Regions from separate parts of the Mus musculus genome. Here all the other regions are linked to region 2. A link is a loop called in an ENCODE intact Hi-C map of the cell type or tissue named here. Cell type or tissue: heart. All regions are shown on one strand.

Evidence for each region. Hi-C counts contacts between places; a loop is a spot of excess contacts. Peaks named below come from ENCODE experiments on the same cell type or tissue, not always from the same donor. Only the 100,000 strongest peaks of a DNase experiment are listed, where the experiment ranks them.
Region 1: a loop joins it to region 2, with 2.7 times the contacts of the local background. A loop is called at or near these places in 10 of 42 quality-filtered maps.
Region 3: a loop joins it to region 2, with 6 times the contacts of the local background. A loop is called at or near these places in 19 of 42 quality-filtered maps.

The regions. Positions count from the first base shown.
Region 1 is chr1:132,418,984-132,426,983 of GRCm38, forward strand. The region is part of intron 1 of Dstyk (dual serine/threonine and tyrosine protein kinase); the gene reads left to right. Among named protein-coding and RNA genes, the nearest start is that of Dstyk, 5.5 kb to the left of the region's middle. In heart, a CTCF peak has its summit at 4,505 (motif pointing left); no DNase peak of the experiment used is centred here; H3K4me3 peaks cover 146 bases.
Region 2 is chr1:132,364,688-132,372,687 of GRCm38, forward strand. The region is part of intron 2 of Tmcc2 (transmembrane and coiled-coil domains 2); the gene reads right to left. Among named protein-coding and RNA genes, the nearest start is that of Tmcc2, 23 kb to the right of the region's middle. In heart, no CTCF peak of the experiment used is centred here; DNase peaks (open chromatin) are centred at 438, 2,610, 3,084 and 6,214; H3K4me3 peaks cover 1,986 bases; H3K27ac peaks cover 3,771 bases.
Region 3 is chr1:132,473,714-132,481,713 of GRCm38, forward strand. Rbbp5 (retinoblastoma binding protein 5, histone lysine methyltransferase complex subunit) reads left to right here and starts at 3,654. Exons shown (of 14, transcript NM_172517.2): 1 at 3,654-3,814. The coding sequence starts at 3,796. It overlaps 6030442K20Rik (RIKEN cDNA 6030442K20 gene), which reads right to left and starts at 3,351. Exons shown (of 2, transcript NR_165177.1): 1 at 3,009-3,351. In heart, a CTCF peak has its summit at 3,315; DNase peaks (open chromatin) are centred at 3,368 and 3,678; H3K4me3 peaks cover 2,561 bases; H3K27ac peaks cover 1,533 bases.

The DNA of each region.
Region 1 (8,000 bases), 54 kb after region 2:
GTTCTATTGCCCAGGATAGCAATTTAAAGAGCCCTTGTTTTGGGTCAGCATGATAGCTTAGCTGGTACATGTACCTGCTGCCAATCCTGATGCCCTGAGTTGACCAGGAGAGAACCTACTCTTGAAAGTAGTCTGCTGACCTCCACATATAGGCCACTGTGCATACACACATGTGTGTGCACTCGCACACACACACACACACACACACACAGAGTATAGGTATTTTAAAAAAAAATTTTTTTTTTTTTTTTGAGACAGTGTTTCTCTGTGTAACCTTGGCTGTCCTGGAATTAGTTCTGTAGACCAGGCTGGCCTCGAACTCAGAGATCTGCTTGCCTTTGCCTCCCTGTGCTGGGATTACAGGTGTGCACCACCACCTCCAGGCAAAAGATCTTATTTTACTTCAGGACATAAAAAACACTAGAGTGATAACTACTTTTCTGAAGTTGTGCTTTTGACACTTCTAGACGCTGTCTAGAGCAGTTGGTGAGGCAGCTCATATTTTTCAATGGACCCAGAGTTTGGCAGCAACTTCTTCCGTCAGAAGCTTTGCTTTAAAAGCCCTCTGTTTCTGCCCTTACTTTAAAGTGACTGTTTCAGAGTTACTCTTAAAAACAAAACAAAACAAAACAAAAAACCAAAACCTAGAAAACCAACTCAGAATAGATTTAATTTAGAGAGTTGGAGATTTTCAAAATTTGAAGCATCTTGGTTGGCTTTTGTTTTCTTTAAAGGCAAACCTAAGACATACAAAAACACCTTTGTATTTTGCTTAATTGGCTTTTCTGGTTGACTGCATCGTGATCTAATTTTTGCATATTTAAACTTTCTTCACCCTTTGGAATGTGCCTATCTCTATAAAATCCGAGGAGGACACAGATGAGAGGGTATGGAACAAATTGATTTTGTTCCATACCAGCATTTTACATTTTGAGGGTGAGGCTGCACCAGAGTTTTTAAGTACCTCTTTCTGTGTCTAGCTGAAGGATGCTGTTGTCCTGGTTATTTAAGTAAAGGTGTTAGAAAGTAGAACCAGTCCTTAAAGGACAATTAGCCCTTTGTGCTAGCTGGAGCTTTTTGGTAAGGTCAAAGTCACTTGGAGGTTGTCTCAAATTTCTTTTGTGAGTGTTGGTTTCTGATTAATAGGGACTCAGAACATGACGGAAAGGGGCATTCAGTTCTTAACCTAACAAGCCCTCCTCTGCTTAATGCAGTGTAGTATTTGAGCAACTGAAAATTAGAGACTAACTATAATTTGAAGACACTGAACTAAAGAGGTGGCAACCTTAGAAATCAATTTATTATATTTTTTGTATGCCATTTGTCATAATATATAATGACATTTTTAAAAATTTCACTTTCAACCACAGAGACCTGGGAAGAATGCCAAACCTCTTATTTTGATAGATTTATATTCACTCAAGTCAGTGGCTGAGATGGGAAGATTGTATGTCCCAGGTCAGCCTGGGCGGTGTACTGGTGGTGATGATAGTGATATAGATTAAGTAGAACTCTTAAAATGTTGTTTTTGAAAAGAGTTTTGCTTGTACAAAGAAAACTGAAACATAAAAGAAAATTCTTTGGTTCGGTTCTCCCTCTGTTGTCCAAGTCATTTTATGTAGCTGTGGGGGAGAAACCTCTCAGTCTGTTGTGTTGTTTTGTTTTGTTTTGTTTTGTTTTCTTCTTCTGCTAGAGCATTCAGAAGCAATGAGATAAAGGCTTTGAACCCTTTTAGGAGAGGCAGGGTAGAGTATTACAAAATAGAAGGAAAAGTATTTGTCTTACTTTATGATCCAGTGTAGGTCCTGGCTATTGCAGTTTGTCTTAATCTTCTCCATTTTAAGACGTTGCGGTGACTCATATATGTCTGGTAGGAACTCTGTTGCTTGTGTTGCCTCCCTTTGGTCTTAACTGATCATAACTATGTCGTGTCACAGCTTCCTCATCTGGAGATGGAGGCTGTAATCGTCCTTACCTCTAGGATTGTTGGAGTTAATATTGCGCAGGTTTAGAGCAGCCATGCTAAGGTGCGTAAGTAGCAGCTATCTTTTGCTTTTGATGCGGTCTCACTGTGTTCTTCTGGGATGGTCTTAAGTTCCTCTGTTAAATGATCCCTCTGCCTCTGCATTCCCGGCTAGCCCCATAGTAGCCATTATTAAATAGATGTGTGAGTGCCTGGGATGTGCTGCTCAGTGGGCTACAGATGGGCGCTAAAGAGTCAAGACATTGGCCTTTTCTTAGGTGAGTGGGTGTCAGTCCTTCCCTCTGCCTCTTTCTTCTCCCTCTCCATTTCCTTTAAATAGAGTTTCAAAACGTAGCTCAGGCTGGTCTCTAACCTGTATCCTGCCTCACCAGAGATTGCAGGGGTGAAGACATACCTTTGGCTTACACTTTTCTCTTAAGAAAGACTATAAGTGTCGTCATTACAGACACCTATTTGTGTGTATTGGGTGGTGGACAAAAGAAGTTGGAGGCCTGAACTTGATCCTCTGCAGAGGTACAGTCTCATATAGATCCTCTGCAGAGGTACAGTCTCATATAGATCCTCTGCAGAGGTACAGTCTCATATAGATCCTCTGCAGAGGTACAGTCTCATATAGATCCTCTGCAGAGGTACAGTCTCATATAGATCCTCTGCAGAGGTACAGTCTCATATAGATCCTCTGCAGAGGTACAGTCTCATATAGATCCTCTGCAGAGGTACAGTCTCATATAGATCCTCTGCAGAGGTACAGTCTCATATAGATCCTCTGCAGAGGTACAGTCTCATATAGATCCTCTGCAGAGGTACAGTCTCATATAGATCCTCTGCAGAGGTACAGTCTCATATAGAATTCATGCACAGGCAGCAGGTAAAGCTGAGAGGAAAGCAGAAGGTAGAGTGGCTAGTGTTTACGTCTATTTATCTTCAAGACAGGGTCTCACTATGTAGCTTTGGCTGTCCTGGAAAATTCTCTGTACACCAGGCTAGCCTGGAACTCACAGAGATCCACCTGCTTCCGCCTCCCAAGTGCTGGGACTAAAGGTGTGTGCCACCACATCCGCTTGATTATAGGCCTTTTAAAAATGAACTTTAATCCTCAAATTGTTATAGCTGGTTGCTTCTTGTTATCCAAATAAATAAATAAATGTGTTTCCTCAGTATTCTGTGGCCTCTTTTGGTTACTGTTTTATATAGATGGGTTGTTGGAATTTTAGAAGCAAGGCACTAATACTGAAATCAGTGTCCTGGCAATCTGTATCAAAGGTTAGTCTGCAGTGGTGCTGTGCCTGTGACCCCAGCACTCCAGGAGGCTGAGGCAGGGGGATCTTGAGTTCAAGATCAGCCTGAGCTGTATATAGAGTTCCAGGTTATCCTGGGCTTCGTATGAGATCTTGTCTCAAAAGTCAAAACAACAAACAAAAAAGGATCACTTCTTACTGTATGATGTGGTGGTCATAATGCTCACCTTACAAAATTGTGACACTTAGAGAAAGTGGACACTACAGCTTGAGTGTAGATCTTAATAGATGTGGCTCTTGCCTGTGGTGGGAGGTGATGGACATTGGATTAGCAAGTGGGAGCATGTGCTTGCAGGGAAGGGGAGAGAATGAGGCAGAGGAATGTAGTGTGGGACGGGCGAAACAGCGCTGTGCTGGAGAATCCAGGTAGGCTCAGGTCTCCTGGCTCCAGGTCCAGTTCTGCTTCTGTGGCTCCTTGAGCTTTCCTACCTGGCTTGGGAATACAAATGCATTCTTCACAGAGACGGTTACAAATGAGTCCTCATTTGGGACCATGCTTTACTGCAGTGGAAGACCTTATTCAGTGAAGAAGATGTGGTCCAGCCTCCTCGGGTCTCCTGAGTGCTAAGATCAGAGCCTTGACATCCCCAGCTTTATTACTTATTTATTTTTTAATTGTCTAAGATTATGCTGGACACACTTAAAAATCCATGGACCATGTTGTAAAAACCATTTCCTATGTGAGTACACTATATTTACATTATTTTAACCCTTCCCTCTTCTTCCAATTCCTTTATGCTTCCCCCGACATCCTCCTCTCAATTTCAAATCTATTTCCTCTTCTAGGCACTACATACACACACCCCTCCCCAACCCCCACACTAACGCTATTGTAGCCAATTGGTATTGCCTGTATGTTCATGGGTTTAGGGCTGGCCACCTAGGCTTGGGCAACCCATCCTGTTTGTCTCTGAAGAAACTGACTTTCTCTCAGCAGTGAGGTTGAGGTCTTATAAACCTTTTCCCATGTTGACATGTTGACTGGTGTGACCTTGTGCAGGTCTCATGCAGTCAGCCATATTGTTGAGAGTTCATAGGTGCAACCATGCCCAGCATCTGCAAGCACTTTGTAAAGAAAATATGTATTGAGGTGTTGGAGAGATGGCTCAGCAGTTAAAATACTGGCTGCTCTTCCAGAGCACCCAGGTCTGATTCCTAGCACCCATACAATGATGGCTCACAATCTTTTGTAACTCCAGTTCCATGGGATCTGATGCTCTCTTCTGGCCTCCTCAAGTATTGCACACAGATGCTCTACGTGCATACATGCATGCATACATACATATAATCATTTATAGAAATTAAAAGTAAATAAAATCTTTAAAAAGAAACCACGTAGTTAAATAAAAATCCAGTATGGTTGTTAATTTTTGCTTGTGAACTCACTCACTCGCATATTCTGTCTCAGTAGACTAGGAGAATGTGGGAAATGTACTTTAAGACCACTCTTTTGGGGTTGAGAATGTTATGCAGCAGTAGACACCTGCATAGTATGTGCAGGGCCCCAGGATTGAGCCTTAGCGCTATAAAAACAACATAACTATCTTTTAAAAATAAAGCCTCAAAAACGTGTTATTGAAGTAAAGGAAAATAGAAGTTTCACATTGTGCTCACTGCTTCATTCCTACAGACCTGGGTTGTAATTCTTTCTTTCTTTTCGTGCTAGCTATAAGAATGTTCATCTTTCTCTGCCGACTAGATTGTGAGTGTCTAAGGCAAAAGAGTGGTTTCATGTCTGTGTCCTGGTCCAGTAGTGCTTATGGAATTGCTTTGTATATAATGGGAAAATACCTATTAAATTATTTCTATTTCTGGAAGATGCTACAAAATCAAATACAACGTAATTTTCCTTTCAGAAGACCATTTCCACACACTTGGGGATCTGGAGTTTTGTAGAGCCATCCATGTCTTACTATTTGGACCCTGGGTGCTTTTGATAGATGGTTATACTTGAGGCTCCTCCCCCCTTTTTTTTAAACTGCTTCAACTTTTTATTGAGTATGTTAGCAAAAGAGCTTTTTTACAAAACCCGACAGCACCATGCCATCACCAGGCTCCTGAATTTCTGCTCCCTTTGCTTCACTTTCTCCGCTGTGGCAGTGCCTGAGAGGGCGGGCCTGCCTGCTGGCTGCAGCAGCTGCTGGGCAGACCCACCAGTCCCTATTTACAGAGACTGTCCCCAGTGTTCCTTGTTGTTTGTTTTCCTGAGGTGGACTCTCATTCTGTTGCATGCTGGGGTGGTCCTAAACTAAGCTTGCATGATCCTGCTACTTCAGTCTCCTGAGTGGCCGGGACTATAGACACGAGCCATAATATCAAGCTGGGCTGAAGTTCGAGTCCGTGCCCTATGCAAAATAATTGTTTTCCTGTCCCTAAGAATGATTTTCACGAGATACCAACTAGACCAGAGCGCCATCAGTGTAGGAGAAGTAGGTTCTTAGAGCTCATGCACTCAGCAGCCCTTTATGGAAGCCGTTCTGCCCAGGGGCCTGAGATCAGTCACTCCAGACTGCAGTTAGGAAAGGATGGTTAATAACATCTCACCAGAGCTCGTCTACAGATGCTTTGCCTACACGCCAATCACCTGTCTTTGAAGGGATGGGGGAGGGCATACAAACCTGAAGACCTAAACCAGGCGTGATGGCACACACCTTTAATCCCAGTACTTTCGAGGCAGAGAAAGGTAGATCTCTGTGAGTTTGAGGCCAGCCAAGTCTACATAGAGAGCCTCAGAATGGCCAGGGCTATGCAGAGAGAATCTGTCTCAAAAACAAAACAAAGCAAACAGAAGACTGAAGACCCAGACTCCATATGGTAGAGGGAAAAAACAATTCCTCCTGTAAGTTGTTCTCTGACCTTTACAGGTGTGTGTACGATGCATAAATGTTCTCTCTCTCTCTCTCCCTCTCTCTCTCTCTCTCTCTCTCTCTCTCACACACACACAAAATATGGCATTGATCAAAAGAGTTGAAGAATGGAGGTTGACTCAGTAGTAGAGAGAGTTTACCTGATTGCAGGGCCAGGATCACTTTGAAAGGAGTTGAGGTACTCTAACACTGTGGGTAATGACTGTCATGTTTGTGAGGTCCAGTGCAGAATGCATCCCATCCCATTCCATTAGTGAGCTTCCCATCTCCACCTTTCTTAGAAGAATGTGAGGCTCCTTTAGAAATGTGAGTTCTCCGCCCATAAGGGTTACAAGACCCAATGTGAATTTACCCTGCGTGTGGGGAAATAGCATCTAAGACAGTGGGTTTTGTTTTCTCCATGGTACTGGGAGTTGGTACTGTGTATGGGGAAGGTGTCTTTCTTATATCCTGGAACTGGCTGGAGTCCCTTGTGGGGATACACAGGCTTAGTACAGGCCCTTTCTGGGCTAGAAGATTCAGTCTTTGGTGGTCTTGGGCTCTTAGAAATTGAGACCTGACAGATTCCCCAGCTCTGAGCCATGTGGCTGTGGGAATCTTTGGACCAGGCTCAATTTGGAGCTGTGCTTCTACTCCCTGGGGCACTGTTCCCTGGGCAGGAAGATGGAAGTGGGATGTAAGAACTGTCTTGCTTTTCACATGTCTAGCTAATTGATGCATCTGAATTGTTCTGAAGAATAATGTCTTGGTTATGTATTCATAAAAGCCTTTGATTTTTACAATACACTTCTTTTTAAAAAGTGCCTTTTATCTCTTTACTTGGATGGATGTGAAGTATCTAAATTTAGATTAATCAGATTAAGAGCTTTAATGCCTTACTTATGTCAGATTGACTCCACTTTGGTGGCTTTTATCCATTCCAGAGAGTAAGGAGAGAATTTCCCACAATTTCCCCCACCCCTCTCTTATCTCTTTTTCTCTCATCTTTCTCTCTTTCCCTCTGTCTCCCCATTCCCACCCCTGACTTTGCAGAGCCCAGATGCCGCTAGGTTACAAGACTTGTTTTTATGAAAACTCTTTCTATTCAGATTAGAGAGACCGCAGCTGGACTTTTCTGATCTTTCTCTTTAGGACTATCCTGTAAAATACACGTTGGCTTTAATATTGTGAAGATAGGAAGGACAAGGAAGGCTGTGGAGAACAGTAGCCGCCGGTTGGAGCAAAGTCAGCCTTAGTTTTTGGCATACAAAGCCCTCTGAGAAAATGATTTCACTTTCTCGTGAAAAAACAACTGACCTGCCCTCTGGTGCTTATTCCATGGGAAGACATAGACATTCCTACTAGTCTAACCTGGAAAAGCTGGCTTCTTAAGTGTGGGAGGGAGGATGCCTGTACTCCTCAAGGAACAGAGGGGCCACCTGCAGGCACTGTGAGGTCAAGTTTCTCTGTGGGGCTCTTCACTAATTAACTTGTAAGTAAGTCTGTTGGAGTACCGCTGCCTTGTATTATGGATATGGATTCTAAGTTTCATTCTGAACAACGGAGATCAGTGTCCTGAAGACACCTTCTGCCCCCAAGAGGAAGCAGTAAACCTAAGGAAGATCCCAGAGGGCAGGAGTGAGAACAAGGAAGGAACTTGGTTTATTGGTTGATTGGTTGATTGGTTGGTTTGAGACAGGTTTCTCACTGTAACAGCTTGACTCTCCTGGAACTCACTTTGTAGACCAGGCTGGCCTCAAACTCACAGAGATCCACCTGCTTCTCCCTGCCTAGTGTATTGAAGTCGTGTGCTACCATCACCTGGCTAAGGCAGTGTTATTAAATTGTTTAAAAATATACCAAATCCTGTTA
Region 2 (8,000 bases):
CTTACCCTACTTGCCTGACTGAGAAAGGCTGGTCCACTCTGGCTACCTGACTTGGGATGAATAGCCATGAATAGGCTGAGCAGACTCTAAGGCAGATCTAGGCAGTGGGGAGTCCATGACATGGTCCTATTAGAGAGCTTACTAGCCAGGGCTGCAGCTATACCCAAGTTTAAGACACACTGATGAATGTTCTGGCTAAGGCAGAGCTGGAGTGATTTCTGAGTCTCTGGGGCCAGTTTTTCCTGTTTCTGTCTTGGCTTCAGGGAGATCTCCCCACAGTTCATGAATAGCTGGGCACCCTGTCTACTAGCTTTGGTCGTGCCACAGACCTGCCATCCTACCCTGCTTCAGCAACACAAACTGAAACTGGATTAGGTACCCTGCCAAATTACAGAGTCTCCTGGCTCAGGACTTCCCCAGCCTTGGCTCCCATTACCCTCTGGGCTTCTCGCCTCTTCCTGGGCCTGAGTTCAGTGTCCTTGCATTAATCTGGCCATGGGACATTTGCCCTCCCCACTGAATGATAGCCCAGCATTCTGAAAGATGGCAGGCAAATGGTAGACACTACATCAGCTAGCCTGATCTGTCTCTGTGCTTGGCCACACCGGTGGGACCATGCAGGATGCTGCTCCTGAGGGTAGGGTCTGGCTTCCACTGCATCAGAGCTCAGAAAGTGACTGTGCAGGTTGAAGGTGGGGGGAGTTTGTCAGGACGAGTGACTCAGCAGTAACTCAGCGGAGATGCTCTGAGCAGCTCACTACTGTCCTGGAGAGACTCTGATTCTATCAACTCTTTTGGGATAGAGAACACAGATTTGCTTTACTTTTTAAAATTAAGTCCCTTGGGCTGGGCGCACGCCTTTAATCCCAGCACTTGGGAAGCAGAGGCAGGTGAATTTCTGAGTTCAAGGCCAACCTGGTCTACAGAGTGAGTTCCAGAACAGCCAGAGCTACACAGAGAAACCCTGTCTCGAAATGCACCCCCCCCACCCCCCCCCCCCACACAAATTAAGTCCCTCTGGAAGTAAATCCAGATCAAGATGGAGAGGAAAGCCCACGGCTAGCTAAAATCTTCCAGCCTCAAAGAGGCAGTTTGGCTAATGGGAAAACGGTAGGGGGCAGAAGGGAAGCCTCCTCCAGCCTCAGGACCTGAAGTCAGAGGCTGCTCCTGCTCCATTGTATCAGACTGGTGGCTCTCTCTTCCCAGTGGGAACATATGGGGCCCATAGAAATGTTAGCTCCAGCTTTGGACAGGTCATCATACGGATCCAAGTACTTCTAGGCAGGCAAGGGGGTAATATGGGGAAAATACCCAGGAAGCTTAAGGGCCCTTTCTCCAGAGGGTAGGTGGTCAGATGTCAGATACTCAATAGGCACCCAAAGGGCATATGTATATGCGGAGATCGAGATGGAAAGATCCCCCATAGCAACGGCTCAGGCCACATGAGGAGACAGAGTATGCCCCCAGTGGCTTTGTAAGCCCTTTACTGCTTCTGCAGGGGCATTACTGGGTACAGACCACACATAGATGAGGGAACACGTTCTTATTTCATGCCACACCCATCCATGCCAAGGCCACGTGTAGCTACCCACCTTTCATCAACGCGCCTGCTCTGCTCCTAAGGACTAATCTCTGGTGCTGGCGGAGGCTCTAACCTTCCCTACACCTTCGTTTCTGACCCTGTTAGGGCTACTTCGTGGCTGCAGTCACAGCTATGTCCTCCCTTCAGCCCTGGCCCTTCTGAGAACAAAGCTTCTTTGTCTACATAAATGCCCACTGTTCTTCCATCGCTGTAGAGCCACAGGCTCTTGGTGCAACCGCCTCTGGAGCTGCTCTTTCACTTCAGAGGCTCTTTAACTCTCCAGCAGTCAGATGCTAGAAACCTAAACTCTCTCTGGTCCATGGGGGTCAATGCTCTCAGAACCCCTCCATTTCCTTTTCCCTGACACTCCTCCTGAACACAGAAGCAACCATGACTAGAAGCACCCTTTGGGTTTAATTTTATGCCAGCTCCTCTGCATCCAGAGTTCTCTACAAGTGGGCAGGAGAGAGGTTGGTTCTGAGGAACCCACAGAGGGAGCTTGCTGCTTGACAACCTCAAGAACTGACTTTCCTTTATTCTATAACCCTACTGCATCTACCACATTGAAGTCTTTCCTCCCCCCCGCACCCCCTCCCGACCCAGAGCCTCACCTGCATAGATACTGTTTCCCAAAGCCGTGCTGGCAATGAGGTGCCAGGAGCTTTAAGGCCCCAGCTGTCTGAGGACAGTGCCAGGCTCCCAGAGTCACAGTCCTTGGGCAGCATTGAGCTGGCTGTTGGGAGCCGGGGTCTTCGAGCAGGTGTGCTAATAAAACTCCCAGGCTCTGAAGCCGCCATCTCCAGTCTGAGTGAGGCCCAGCCAGGGATTAGGGGCGGATTGCTCTAGATTCTCTCCTCCCCCAGGGCACATGTCTGTTCTTTCCCATCTGGCAGGATCTATGGAGGTCTATCGAGCCAGAGGATGGAGCAGTGATTAGGGATCTCTCTCCAGCCCAGTGAGTAGGAAGATGTCGTAGTGTGGCTGGCTGGGCTGTGTGCAGGGGTTTGCCACATGCAAATATAGGACAAGTGACAGTTCACCCATCAGACAGGCCCTGACCAGTTCCTCTCATGCCCAAAAATGTACTCAGTGACCAGAAATCCTCTCACAGCAGCTCGACTGACCAACTCCTCACTTTAGCGCATTACGGGAGTCTCCCGGAAGGGGTCCCACTCAGGCCTCCTCTTTCCCTGTTCAGTGACTTAAGGCACAGTCACTTCCACCCCAGATTCCCCAGTAATGGCCTGGAGGAGTCAGCCAGCTTCAATAAGGGAATTCCTCTGTTCTGAGACTTAGTCCCCAGAAACCATTCTGCTCTGGACACCACTGTGGCTCCCTCCTGGCTTCTGCTTCCCGCCCTCTGCTTTCTGTCCCCTAGCACTGCCCAGACAGACACCACCCAAGAGACAACAAAGATGGCCAACTCACAGCAGTCTCTTTCTCCCTGGACTTCATCTGTACAGTCCTGGTAGGAAATCCTATTGGTCAGCAGAGGGAGCCAGAGGGCCACAGTCGAGGACAGCGAGTAGCGAGGAAGGAGCCTGTAGAGTCCTAGGTCCACTGTCTCTGAGCAGTTTTCCCCAGGCAGAATACCCATTCAGAGACTCTGCACGCATCTGAGCCTCAAGAAGCACACAGGACTTAAATACTGAGGGCCAATGTGGATCATACTGATGCAGCAGTCCCAAGTTCAAGAAGGTTCCAAGAGATAAGGAGGGCCCAGTGCTATCTCTAGGAGCCAGTGCCAAGGTTTGCAGCCAAAATCACCGAGACCAGGAATCCCCCACCCAGGATCTTGGAAACTATGCAAACATGTGTCAGCTGATGACTTAGGCTTTGTGAGGAGGCTGGCAAGTCACATCACACAGGTCTCCATGTCTGGAGCCATCTCTGACCTATGGAGCCTGGGAAAACGCTAAGCAGCTCCTACTTCCATAAATAACTCCCCTTTATGTTTTGACAAGCACTGTTCCTTTTGTATAATGGTTATTAATAAAAAGTTTTGCTGTCCCTACTAAACTAAAGGAAGGAAAGAAGTAGACCTTCTGTTTATCTGGGGCCCTTCCTGTGGCCATCATGAGGCAGATCTCCATTGACAATGAAAGTGGAGGGTGATGGCTGATTATCTCAGTGAACTGGAATGGAAGTTCTCTGAAGTAGACCCATCCCAGGTGAGAACAAGTATGACTTGAAATCCTATCCCCAAGACAGCCCCTTCCCCGCTCCCCCCCCCCCCTTTCTTATGGTTTCTTTGAGTTTCTCTGTGCAGTCCTGGAACTCACTCTGTAGACCAGGCTGGCCTCAAACGCAGAAATCCACCTGCCTCTGCCTCCCAAGTGCTGGGATTGCAGGCTTGTGCCACCAACTGCCCGGCCTTAAGATTTTTAAAGTTAAAAAAAACCTCTAAATTCTGCATGTGTGTGCATGTAAGCCCAGGTGCCTGTGGAAGCCGGAGATACTGGATCCCCTGAAGATGGAGTTTCAGGTGGTTATGAGCCTCCGAAGTGGGTGCTGGGAACCAAGTTTGGGTCCTTGAAGAGCAAAATACTCTTAACCTCTGAATTACCTCTTTAGCCCCAGAACTAAGAATTTTTAAAATTATTTCTTTTATATTTTGAGGTTATAATATAATTATATAATTTCTCCCTTCCCTTTCCTCTCTCCAAACCTTCCCATATAACCCTCCTTGCAAATTTCATTGTTGCCTACATATAGGTATATATTTGTTGGCCAAATGACTTTAAATTCACAGCATTAATGTACAATATAAAGTCTGCAAATGCGTGACATTTCTCACTGCGCTCCTCCTTGTAGAGCTGAGTTTACACTTCAGGCTTCCCTGGACACCTCACCTCTCCACAGAGTATGAAAACTGACCAGGACAGTGTATGAGTATACAAAAGTACCAGAGCACTAGACCCACAGGGCAGCTTACCCACAGGCTTGTGAGCAGTGGGTTGTACCAGGCTCAGAGTGCATACCAGCACACGATACCTTCTTGCCTAAGGTCTTGGGCTTCCCATGATTGCCTGGGAATATCCCATGTCCTCCAAGGCATTCCCTCATCCATCTCTTTCTAAACATCCCTTTCCTTTTTCTTTTTAAAAATTATATTTATTTCATTATCTATCTATCTATCTATCTATCTATCTATCTATCTATCTATCTATCTATCTATCCATCCATCCATCCATCCATCCATCCATCCATCCATCCATCTATCTATCTATCTATCTATCTATCTATCTATCTATCTATCTATCTATCTATCTATGTGTGCAGTGTATGTATGCATATGGTCACACGTGCCACAGCAGACATATGGAGGACAGAGGCTATCCTGCTGCAGTTGGTGCTCTCCTTCCATAACTCAGGCTACCAAGCTTGGAAGTGGATACCTTTACTTTACCCACTGAACCATCTCACTCACCCATAACCTGAGGAAGAGGAGGCAGTTGCAGTGACCACAGGAGACCAGAAGTCAGGGAGGGCTAGAACTGGGGTTCTCTCCCACCACCCCCAACTTCTCTTTTACTGTGGAGCTGTCTCTGACTGGCAGGGCTTCCTTCCCACACTTCCTGATCCACAAAGCTCAGAAGAGCAGAAAAATGGTTCTGTTAGGCTGCATGGCATTAAGATGGCCATAGGGAAAACTGCACCCCAGAAGGACACTTCAGCTTGACTCCTAGAGTAGCTCATCACAATGGTGGTCAGGAAGAAGGAGGGAAGAGCTCTGGGGATGAACCAGTAGTCTCTAAGAGAAAAGGAACAAATAGGGACTACTCAGTGTCTGCATGGCAAGCTGGCAGGCAGAGCCCTTCTTCTCTATGAGGCTGTCCTTGTCTTTGTCCATGAGCAGAGACCCTCAGTCTGCCACTGTGAGCTGCAAGGATCATTTGCATGACCTTGTGTTTCAAGCTTGGTTCCACAGTTGCTCTAGAGCATAGGCTGAAAGCATCCACGCTGTGTGTGTGTGTGTGTGTGTGTGTGTGTGTGTGTGTGTGTGTGTGTATGTGTGTGTGTGTAAGGGCAGGAGTTAAAGGTGAATATGTCTGTCAGGAAGATACGTGCAGAATGGGCTCTGTGGATGCTGAGTTAACTTTCCAGGAGCCTGGCAGAGTGTTTGGGAGTCAGAATGGCTGATAGAGACCCTTACCCTGCTACCCACAAGCTATACAAGCGATACAGCCTGCAGGATGAGGCCAATGAACCAGAATGGGCTCAGGCATGGGCACGGGCACAGAGAGAGTGTGTAAACTGTGCCTCGGCCTTGCTAGCTGCCAATGGTACATGGGGCCTGACACACTGTACTGGTATAGGTTATTAGAACCGAGGCTCTCTCACCACATGTGATTGCATACACCCATGGACACATCACAGTTTCACAGACAGTTCCTTCACGATTTAGCCTGGGACAGAAAAGTAGCTGTCATCTGGAGTGAAGCTGAGAGTGGCAAGAAGCCATGGGGCGAGCTGCCACAAGTATTTAAGCAATGGTTCTGAAGGCCCTTGAGTCACCAAGCAACTCTCTCTGCAAAGGAGATGTGCTGCTGGGTAGACGGCACACATACTTCCTAGTAAGTGCTGGCCGTCCCTCTTGGTCACTTCCTCCACGCTCTGGCTGAGCAAGAGGCAGTAGCATGGCAGAAGCAGCTGTCACCACCGGCCTACAGGCCGAGGCAGATGAGCTGCAGCTGGAGGTGTCTAGCCTCAGCTTAGCCACACAGAGCTAAGTCTGGGGGCCATAGATGGGCTCACATTGTCCTGGAGCAGGAAACTGGAAGGAGCCCAGGTCCTGGGCCCACACTCCTCTGCGCGCCCTCAGGGCTCAGCTCGCTCTCACACTGGCTGCTTCCTCATTTAGCATACTTCCTCTTCACTCAATTTTGATATCAGGTCCTTATTTCTTTAAGATTTTTGTTTTTCTCTGCCTTAAATAAAACAAATCATGCTATTTACTTTTTTTCTCTCTTAAAAATAAAATAAATAGAGTTGGGCATAGCTCAGTGGTAGAGTCCTTGCTCTGCAGGCATGGAGCCCAGGGCTCGACTCCCTAGTACCATGGAACACAAATAAAATGTAAAACTCACTCAGCAGCATCCACGCATTCTACAGAGTGAGAAGCCCGAGAACAGCTGAGAAGCAGTTAAATTCAGTTCCTTGGAAGACAAAAGACTCCTGGGCTGCACATGTTGTGTGGCAAAGTCCCAGAGAGGCTTCTCAGGAGGCTGGCAGCTTCCCTGGTGCTCACCACGCCTCCCCTGGAAACAGAGGTCAGGGAAGTCATTACCCCACACTTACTCTTAGACCTAACCAGGTCACCAGTAGGTACTGCTTTCTGCTGGGAAGACAAGAGAATGGTTTATATTGCTAACTGTGAGCTGCAGCAGTCAAGGAATCAAGGCAGGCACGTACCCTAGGAGTATGTGGAGAGACACGGGCAGGCATGTACCCTAGGAGTGTGTGGAGACACAGCCCCAGGAGCTGGAGCAGCAAACAGAGGGTCTAGTGAGGGAAAGCCCCAGCACAGCATTGGCGTGCATATACCATGAGACCTTTCAGCTGCCTTCAGGAAGGGAGGAGGCGCCTCCTCTGCCTGCCAGGCTTTTGTTGACCTAATGTCTCAGATACTCTGGTGTGTGTGTGTAGGGGGTGGGTAGGTCAGGGCAGGACTGTCACTCCTGGGCATGGGAACCTGGTCAGTGGAAACAACCATGTACCTGGCTCATGGTTGAGCAAACCAAATTCACTTCTGAATGGTCCTCTGCTCCCCAGAGGAGGATGTACTGGGAACAGGCCCTGAAGAAAGTGACCCAGAGGAAATGGTATCTCCTTTCTGCACAATTTTTAGGACACAAAGTACCCTCTACCCGACCCCATTTGCCACAAATAATTGAGAACATTTTTTTTTTCCCTAAAGCAGGGGATTGAAACACAATTCCTGTAGGCTCCCGCTGACTCAAGGGCTCCGAGCTTACCAGGAGCTGATATGATTAGACAAGAAATATGCACAAAAGCACTCTGCAAACTGTAGCATGCTGTTTGACTGACTGTTGGTACCAGCATGTCTCAGAGGTGTGCCTACAAGACCAGGGAGTCCCCCAAAAGGTAAGTAGACAGGAACAGGGCCCAGGTAACATTGAAGTTGCCTTCTCAGGAGGCGAAGAAACCTTATATAATGAAGTTAATATTACAGGGCGCTTGTCTATCCAGGACAAGGTTCGCCTTTCCAGCTGCCCTCAAGGGGGCCTCTTGATCACAGTATCACTATGGATCTGACTTAGCTTTTGTTGAACATGCTGAATTATTCACTAGCTATGGATAGCAAGCCAGTTCTGGGGTGGGGGGAGGGGTATCAAGAGAGCTGTAAGGAAGAGAAAGGAATATACTGGGAACTAGAATGGCAGCTGGGGTCCAG
Region 3 (8,000 bases), 110 kb after region 2:
AGAGTGAGTTCTGGGACAGCCAGGGCTACACAGAGAAACCCGGTCTCGAAAAAAAAAAACAAAAAACAAAAAAACAAAAAAAAAAACAAGGAAAGAAAAGAAAAGGTCAAGCTCCCTGCTTTTCAAAACATTCAATTGTTTCAGTTATCTGGCAACTACAGAAAACACTTTGAGGAATAATCATGTATGTGTGTTTGTGTGTGTATTTTTGTACATGTGTGTGTATTTGTGTGTTTTTGTATATATGTTTATGTGTGTATATGTTTGTGTGTGTTTGTATGTGTATGTATGTGTGTATTTGTAAGTGTGTTTTTGTATGTATGTGTGTTTGTGTGTGTGTGTGTGTGTTTGTATGTGTGTGTCTGTGTATGTATGTATGTGTGTATGTTTGTATGTCTGTATTTGTGTATATGTTTGTGTATGTTTGCGTTTGTGTCTGTGTGTTTGTGTGTGTATGTATGTTTGTATGTGTTCGTGTATTTATGTATGTGTGTGTTTGTGCATGCATGTATGTATATGTGTGTATGTTTGTGTGTATGTATGTATGTGTGTGTATGTTTGTGTGTCTGTATGTATGTATGTGTGTTTGTATGTGTTCATGCATGCATGTATGTGTTTGTGTATGTATGTATGTATATATGTATGTATGTATATGTGTGTGAATGTTTGTATGTATATGTTTGTGTGTGTATGCTTCCATTGTTTTCCAGGGAATGGCATCCAGACCTACCTATGTGCTTTTCTTCCCTTCTCAATTTTCTTGTCTCCAGGGAATTCAGAGCTGTGTTGTAACTGTCCTTTTTTTCTCTCTTTAACTACATTAAATCTGTAATTCTGCTGACAATGAACACTGACTGCACTTGTCCCCTTTTTCCGGGAGAGGCTTTGATCCTTGTTTTGTATTTTTGATGCCACCCCCAGCTCTCTGCTGTGGTTGTCAACCTTGTCTCTATGCTGGAAGCACACAGCTTTCAAACACACTTATGTTCTCTATGCCAGCTGCCAGGAGCTCTTGGCTGAGTGTGAACAGAAGGGTTCCAGGTAGAGTGTTTCCACCCCATACCCCATGGTGCTTCAGGCTCAACCCCACAGCCTCACACAGGCTCTACCATACATTCCAGCCTAGAATGTATGATTTTTATCAGTAAGGGGGATAAATACTAGCTGGCCTCCTGCATGAAGGACAGAAAATATCTTACTGAGAGGGAAGTTCAGCCTGGCTAAAAACCAAGTTCTTTTTTCATGACTGACAGGTACAAATTGCTCCAGGCCAAGAAGAAAAAAATCATTTAAAATTTCTCCCCTTTAAACAAAGCTTCAGATACCCTGTTTGACAATTAGTAATATTAATAAACTCTAATTAGCCCTCACAAAGCAAAGCCCACCAATTATAGTTTTTAATCAAAGTAGAACACAACGAATTACAAGGAATACAATGTCTACCATACCAAAAAAAGAAAATAAAAAAGAAACCCAAAAATAAAAAAACAAACCAAACCAAATCAAACCAACAACAACAACAACAACAACAACAAGCCAACCCCTACGGCTCCATTCTGAGGGATAATCATGCATGTCGTGCTCTATCACTAATTTGGAGATTTTTTTTCAGAGATTTTTTTTATTTAGGTATTTTCTTCATTTACATTTCAAATGCTATCCCAAAAGTCTCCCAGACCCCCCCCCCAGAGATTTTTAAAGTGCAAAAATATGCATATATAAACTTGACAAAATACAGTACATCTTTAACCGGGACCTCTTTGAAGTCCACGTTTTATCATCTCTAGTCAACGTGTCTGGGCAGAACATCTACCTTATACAGGCTGTTTCCTTCTCTGTATCCTCTGCACCAGCAAATGGAGCCCCCAAAGCAGAAACATGTCACACACACACACACACACACACATCTTTTGCATTTATGCCGCTTCCAATTCTGTCTCCTAATCTCAAGCTCCTTGATTGTTTTTCTCTCCTGTAGATTGGATTCAGACCATCCTTCACGGCCAACAGTAAACTCCTGGAGAGTTTTTACCCCTCACCGGAACTCCTACTCAACAGTGTCTTTAAGAGGTTGATCTTTAGGGCTAGGCTTATAGGTAGGCTCTGTAGGTAAGGCTTAGGTTCAATCACCAGTACCAGAAGAGCTGAAAGCAAACAAACCAAACCCAAACCCAAACCCAAACCCAAACCCAAACCAAAGCAAACCAGCACAGCAGCAGCAGCTGCAACAACAAAAATCCCAACCCGTCTAATGTTATTTCCTTCTTCTCTCTCACTCCAGGACTCACTAGGGAGCCCAGGCTCCTTCCTGAGTGCTGAGATTACATATATGAGCTATAAGACTGGGTAGGAATTTTTATTTTTTAAACATTAACTTGATCATATTATTCCTTCCTTGAAAATTTTACAAAATGCATGTTCCATTAGAAAAAAACATGGCCAGGGACACCAACAGTCTGCCTACAGAAAATAAACCCATATACACGTGAAAAGTTCATCATTATTACTTCATAAGTGAAACAATGTATTTTTTTTTCTGTTTCACTAAGCCAGTGGGTACAGCCAAAGAGACCTGATAATAAATCACTGTGAGAAGTGCAGAAATATTTCTACAAATTATTTCTGGTTCTATAGTATTTGGATAGCATTTCGGAAATATTGGACACGAAAGGGAGTGAAAATTGTCCAATATCTCTGAGCCTCAATTACTGTTTTTGGGTTAAATGGCTACATGAAAGACATATTTAGGAGATAGTAACTGGTAAATAATGGCTTATACTTGCTGTCACCTGATTTTTTTATGCACTTTATATGCTTAACTCATTTAATCCTCGTAATTCTCTAAGTAGTATTATTATCACTGTCATTTTACGCACAAGGAAAGGGTTAAATACCCATAACGGTGAAGTCAGTTAGGAGGACCTCTAGATTACTGTCATTATAGCTACACAGGGGTGACTTGCCCACCACATTGGATAAACACTTCCCACCCCACGCCCATTATTTACCATTAGCTGGTCTTCTCTGATTGCTCTGTGTACATCAAGTCTGACAGAACTGTGGGACACTCAGTCCATCTCTCTTGACAATGTTCCTGTGCCCTAATCGATGTTGTGTACACAGTAATACCGCAGGAAAGGGCCTAACAAATACTATCGTGCCGTTTTATGTGATGCATAGCATAGTTTTAGAGACGTGAAATAATCTTCACGAAACTAAGTCAGACACATAGTAATTATAGTACTCATAGTAAGGTGAGCCAAGCCAGCACGCGCTCTGACCACGCCAAAGAGCTCCAACACTCTTGCACTAGGGGCCGACCTTTCCCGCTTTCCTGCGGTAGAAAGAATCGCCCGGAACCTTTCTTGCGGAGTCTCAGGCAGCCGCCGGGACAACCCAAGGAACACACGGCATTGTGAGTATTAGTGGGTTAGTGATATGCCTGAAATTTCTTGCTCACTTACGTGGTCCCGGAGAGAAAAGCTTTACATTCTTGTACTTTTTGGAGTTCCGACTGACTATGACATTTTTTTCTCCCTCGATAATATTATAGTTGTTTGATTACAAGAGCGTTTAATATTTTTTTTAATTAGGGAGAAATGTGGACAGCTACGTAAAACGAACAAGGAAGGCGGGGGAGGAAAGCGGAAGCCGCGGGGCCTTCTAAGTCCGAAAGTCTCCGGAGCTTGCGCCAGGCTCTTCGCGGCGCCCCCCACTTAGACGCGGGGCTTCTGAGCGGGTGGGGGAGAAGGAACTGTTGCCGGTGCGGAGACCAGGCGGCCAGCGTCTGCAGGGATGAACCTCGAGTTGCTGGGTGAGGAGGGCTTGCCTGCGACTTAGCAAACCCTTCGGTATTGGGAAGGAGGGAACCTGGGCGGGAGGGACCGCAGGCTGCAACCTTAGGGACACTCTTCGGAGATGGTTCATTGAGTGCTCGTGAGGTGGAGTTGCAGCAGCAGGAGTAAGACCAGCTTCTGTCCGAAGAGAATGCATTACTTTTCTGAAACCGCTTTCAGATCAGTTGTGGAGTCATTGAGGCACTTTTTGTCCGAGCTGTGATTTCGAAGATCGCAGGTGCTGAAGTAACAAATCAGACAGGACCAGAGTTTTGGAGATGCAGTCAGAGGAAGAGTGACCTAGGGTGGGTCAATTTTGAAGACCTGTCAGGGGATCCGGTGCCTAGATGGGATTACTCTTGCTGGAAAGGTGTTACTTAACCAGATTTTATTTTAAAAATAAAAAATAAAAAAAAGGTTAAGGGAATAGGTAAGGGTGTTGTAATTCGGCACTAAGTGGCGTAGTTGGCATTTGGAATCCAGTCATCTTGACTGCCCGTTTAAGGTCCTTAACCGTAGGGAGGTGTAGATCCCCGGAAATGTGAACTACACAAGCAGTTGTTTTATTCTCGAGACAGGGTTTCTCTGTATAGCCCTGGCTTCCCTGGAACTCATTTTGTAGACAAGGCTGGCCTCGAACTCAGAAATCCACCTGCCTCTGCCTCCCAAGTGCTGGGATTAAAGGCGTGCGCCACCACCGCCCAGCCAGTCAGTACTCTTAGCCGCTGAGCCATCTCTCCAGCCCACTTACAAAGATAATTTTTAAAGTGTTCTTTGTCTTTATAGCGGCTTTATTGGAGCATGGGTGCATGCTTGTGGATATAATACTGACGAAGTATGAAAGTATGTGAAAGGTGTATCTAAAATAAAAGACACCAATGAGAAAATTTTTAATTTGTTATTTTATGTGTGTGGGTGCTTTGTCTGTATGTATGACTGTGCACCAGTGATGTATGTGCCTGGTGCCCACAGGAGCCAGGAGAGTCAGATTCCCTGAAACTGGAGTTACAAATGGTTTTGAGCTACAATATGGGTGCTGGGAATCATACCTGGGACCTTTGGAAGAGCAGCCAGTGCTCTTAACCACTGAACCATCTCTGCTGCCCCTCAGTGAGATAATTTTTCTGCTATGCCAAAATGTGGATATTGTAATAAAGAGGATAACCAAGAGTTTAAGTTGATGATGTTTATTTTGTGGAGACTCATGGATGCCAGGTTGGACAGTTTACTTTTTAAGGAAGATAGGGCAGATACACCAACAGCTCAGATGGAGCACTGATTTATAAAGTTTTTCGGAGAGTTATAATGCATAGATGAATGTTGAGACAATATAAAACCAGTCTGGAAGGCCACAATGTATGAGTGATACACGGAATGTGTGAATTGGGACATAGAAAGAAAAAACATTGGGGAGGCAGTATTTGAGTGTAGTGGTGATAAGAAAATGAACTACAAAATAATGGTGCTTGACTAATAAGATGCAAGGAATTGTGAAAGGTAGCTTGGATCTGTTGGATGTAGACTGAGAGCTTGGGAGACAAGTCTTGACTTATGATCACCATTTGTTTCTGCTTATTGAAACCCTGGGACTGGGTGTGAATAGGTGGAAGGGAAAAGATGAAAGGGGCCAAATATTGTCAGGGACAAGATCTTTAGTTATTTACCTGGAGGGAAAAGGATGATCAAGTAATTATAAGTTAACTAATATATGCAGTGCTTCTATGAGCTAGTCACATTTTCAGGTACCTTCCATATATTTCCCTAAGTATAGCAGCTAGGGGAGGATACAGGTTAGCAGTTCCTTCCATAGACACCAGTTGAGTGTCAAGACAGCACTTGAGTCTGAAAACTGAGAAAAGCCTGCTCCCTTTAATTTCTGGGCAGTTTGCACTCCTTAGCGGCCTAAGGTGAAGGTGATTTTAGGAGGGTGTAGGAGAAGTAGAGACCAAGAGAGATGTTCCATGTTTATAAGAGGAAAAGAGGAAAGCTGTTATAATAGTCCTTTGAAAGAGTTAACAGTGTGTGTCACAAGGAAAGTTCTTTTGAATGATTCAGAAAGGTCATAGGGGAAACAGGAATTTTTAGTATTGGCTGATTCAGCAATTAAAAAGAGGTCTGAGGCTCCAAAGAGAAATCTCTTATAGAAATGACTGAGTATTATGTGAGAAAGTTAGTGATTGTAACTAACTTTATAATAATACAAGCAGGAAAAAGGAACAGAGGTGATATGGTGGGAATAGTTAAACAGTGAAGGACAGCTGGCCAGATAAAGGAAACAAAAGGCTAGGCTAGGCTGTGGGATGTGCTACTCAGGTGGCCTCATCAGGATACTAATTTTACTTCTGTGACCATCTGACCACTTTTTGAGATGTTGCTGGGTACCAGGTGGATGCACTGGAGATAAAATTACGAAGACAGTGCCTCTTGCATCCCTGGTCCTGTGCACTTAGTCAAATGCTGCATCACCAGCCCGGGATAGTTTTCAAACTTGTCTTTCCCTATAACTCATAGTAAAAACAATTTTTTATTTTTAAAATTTAAATGATCACTTACTTAGTGTGTATGGATTTGTGTGTGGGGGTATATGTATATGCTCACGTGCAGGTCAGAGGACAACTTTGGGCAGTCACTTCTCTCTCACTATGTGGGTTCTGGAGCTCTAACTCATGTTCTTAGACTTGGCAGCAAGCATCCTTAGCCACTGAGCTATCTCACTGGCCCAAGAAATAAACTATCATAATCCCTATGTATGTACACGTGTAGTTAGACTATTTCTGGCATGGGTGTGTCTGTGATGTATACCTATGTTAGTGTGCATGTGTGTGGGTGTTTGTGCACTCAAGAGGCCAGAGAAGGGAGTGGTGGATTGTCAGTCTTTGCTCTTTTCCTTTGAGGCAGAGTCTTTTCTATCACCCTGGAGCTCATATTTTTCAGTTGGATTGATAGCCAGCAAACCCCTTTCTATCTCTGCCCCCTTTAGTGCTGGGATTACTGCCTGTGCAGGGTGGTGCTGGGCTTCTGTGCATGCCGGAATCTGAACTCCAGGTCCATGCTTAGCAGCAAGTGCTTTTAACCACTGAGCCATTTCTCCAGTCCTAGAAGTTTTTGAAATGATGTTTAATCCTTTTGTTTACTATCTTCTGATGTTTTCTGCTCTAATATATTTTCTTTTTAAATCTTGTTTTTCATGGACTATGATGATTTATTCATTTTTCAGTAGATTGAATTGTAACATCTGAAAAGTATAAGATACTGCTTTTTGTCCTGGATAAAAAACACAAACAGGAAAAGAGAAACAAATAATTATGTATAATACAGAGTTACAATATCTCACTAGAGTATAGGGGAGCCATATGAAAGCAGCTAGTGCTGCTCTGTTGACGGGATTGATGTAAAATTTGGGGAAATTTTACGGAGCTACTGAGATGGAAGTGCCTAGCCACCAACCAACAAAAGGAGTAGGAGCTTTCTGTGAAGCAAACATCCCTAGGCATGAATGAGTGTATGGCTGAGTACATACATGAATAAATGAGTACAGGAGATTGTGTATTCTACAGCTGGTACTCAGGGCCCGATTAATTTACGTTCTGGCACAGGTGCTGATAGTACAAAGACAAAATCCAAAATGAAAAGTACTGGCCAGGGCCAGGCTGACCTTGCTTTTCGAAGTTATGCTTAAAGAGTTTTGTTCATTTTGTTCAGCAGAGGGTTTTGAGTGAGTGCTGTGGTACAGTTGTGGGTGGAGTCAGACCTGAAATCGTTTGAAAGATTGATCTAGGGAGACAAGACTAAGCCCAAGGCAATGTAACAGGTGTGGTCATGTGAGACTGTGGAATGGCCTATGGTATCTAGACTTACAAATTGAATTTCTCTGAAAGAAATACTGACAGAGCCATCACCTGTTAAAGGCAGCAGAAGGTCTAGATAAACCAGCTACTATGGTTCCAAGCTGGTATGAAAGGGAGGAATTTGTTGGCAATTAGGAAACAAATAGGACTATTGAGAGAAGCTCCTGACAGCCTAATCTTGAAGGAGATGAAGACTTTACCCCATATGATGGGAGACACCTGGACTGCTTGCTCCAAGGCCATTTGAAGCAAGGATCCCACAGGGGACCTGAGGAGGTTTTTGAAGAAGCAGATGAAATTTCACTAAAAGTTAACT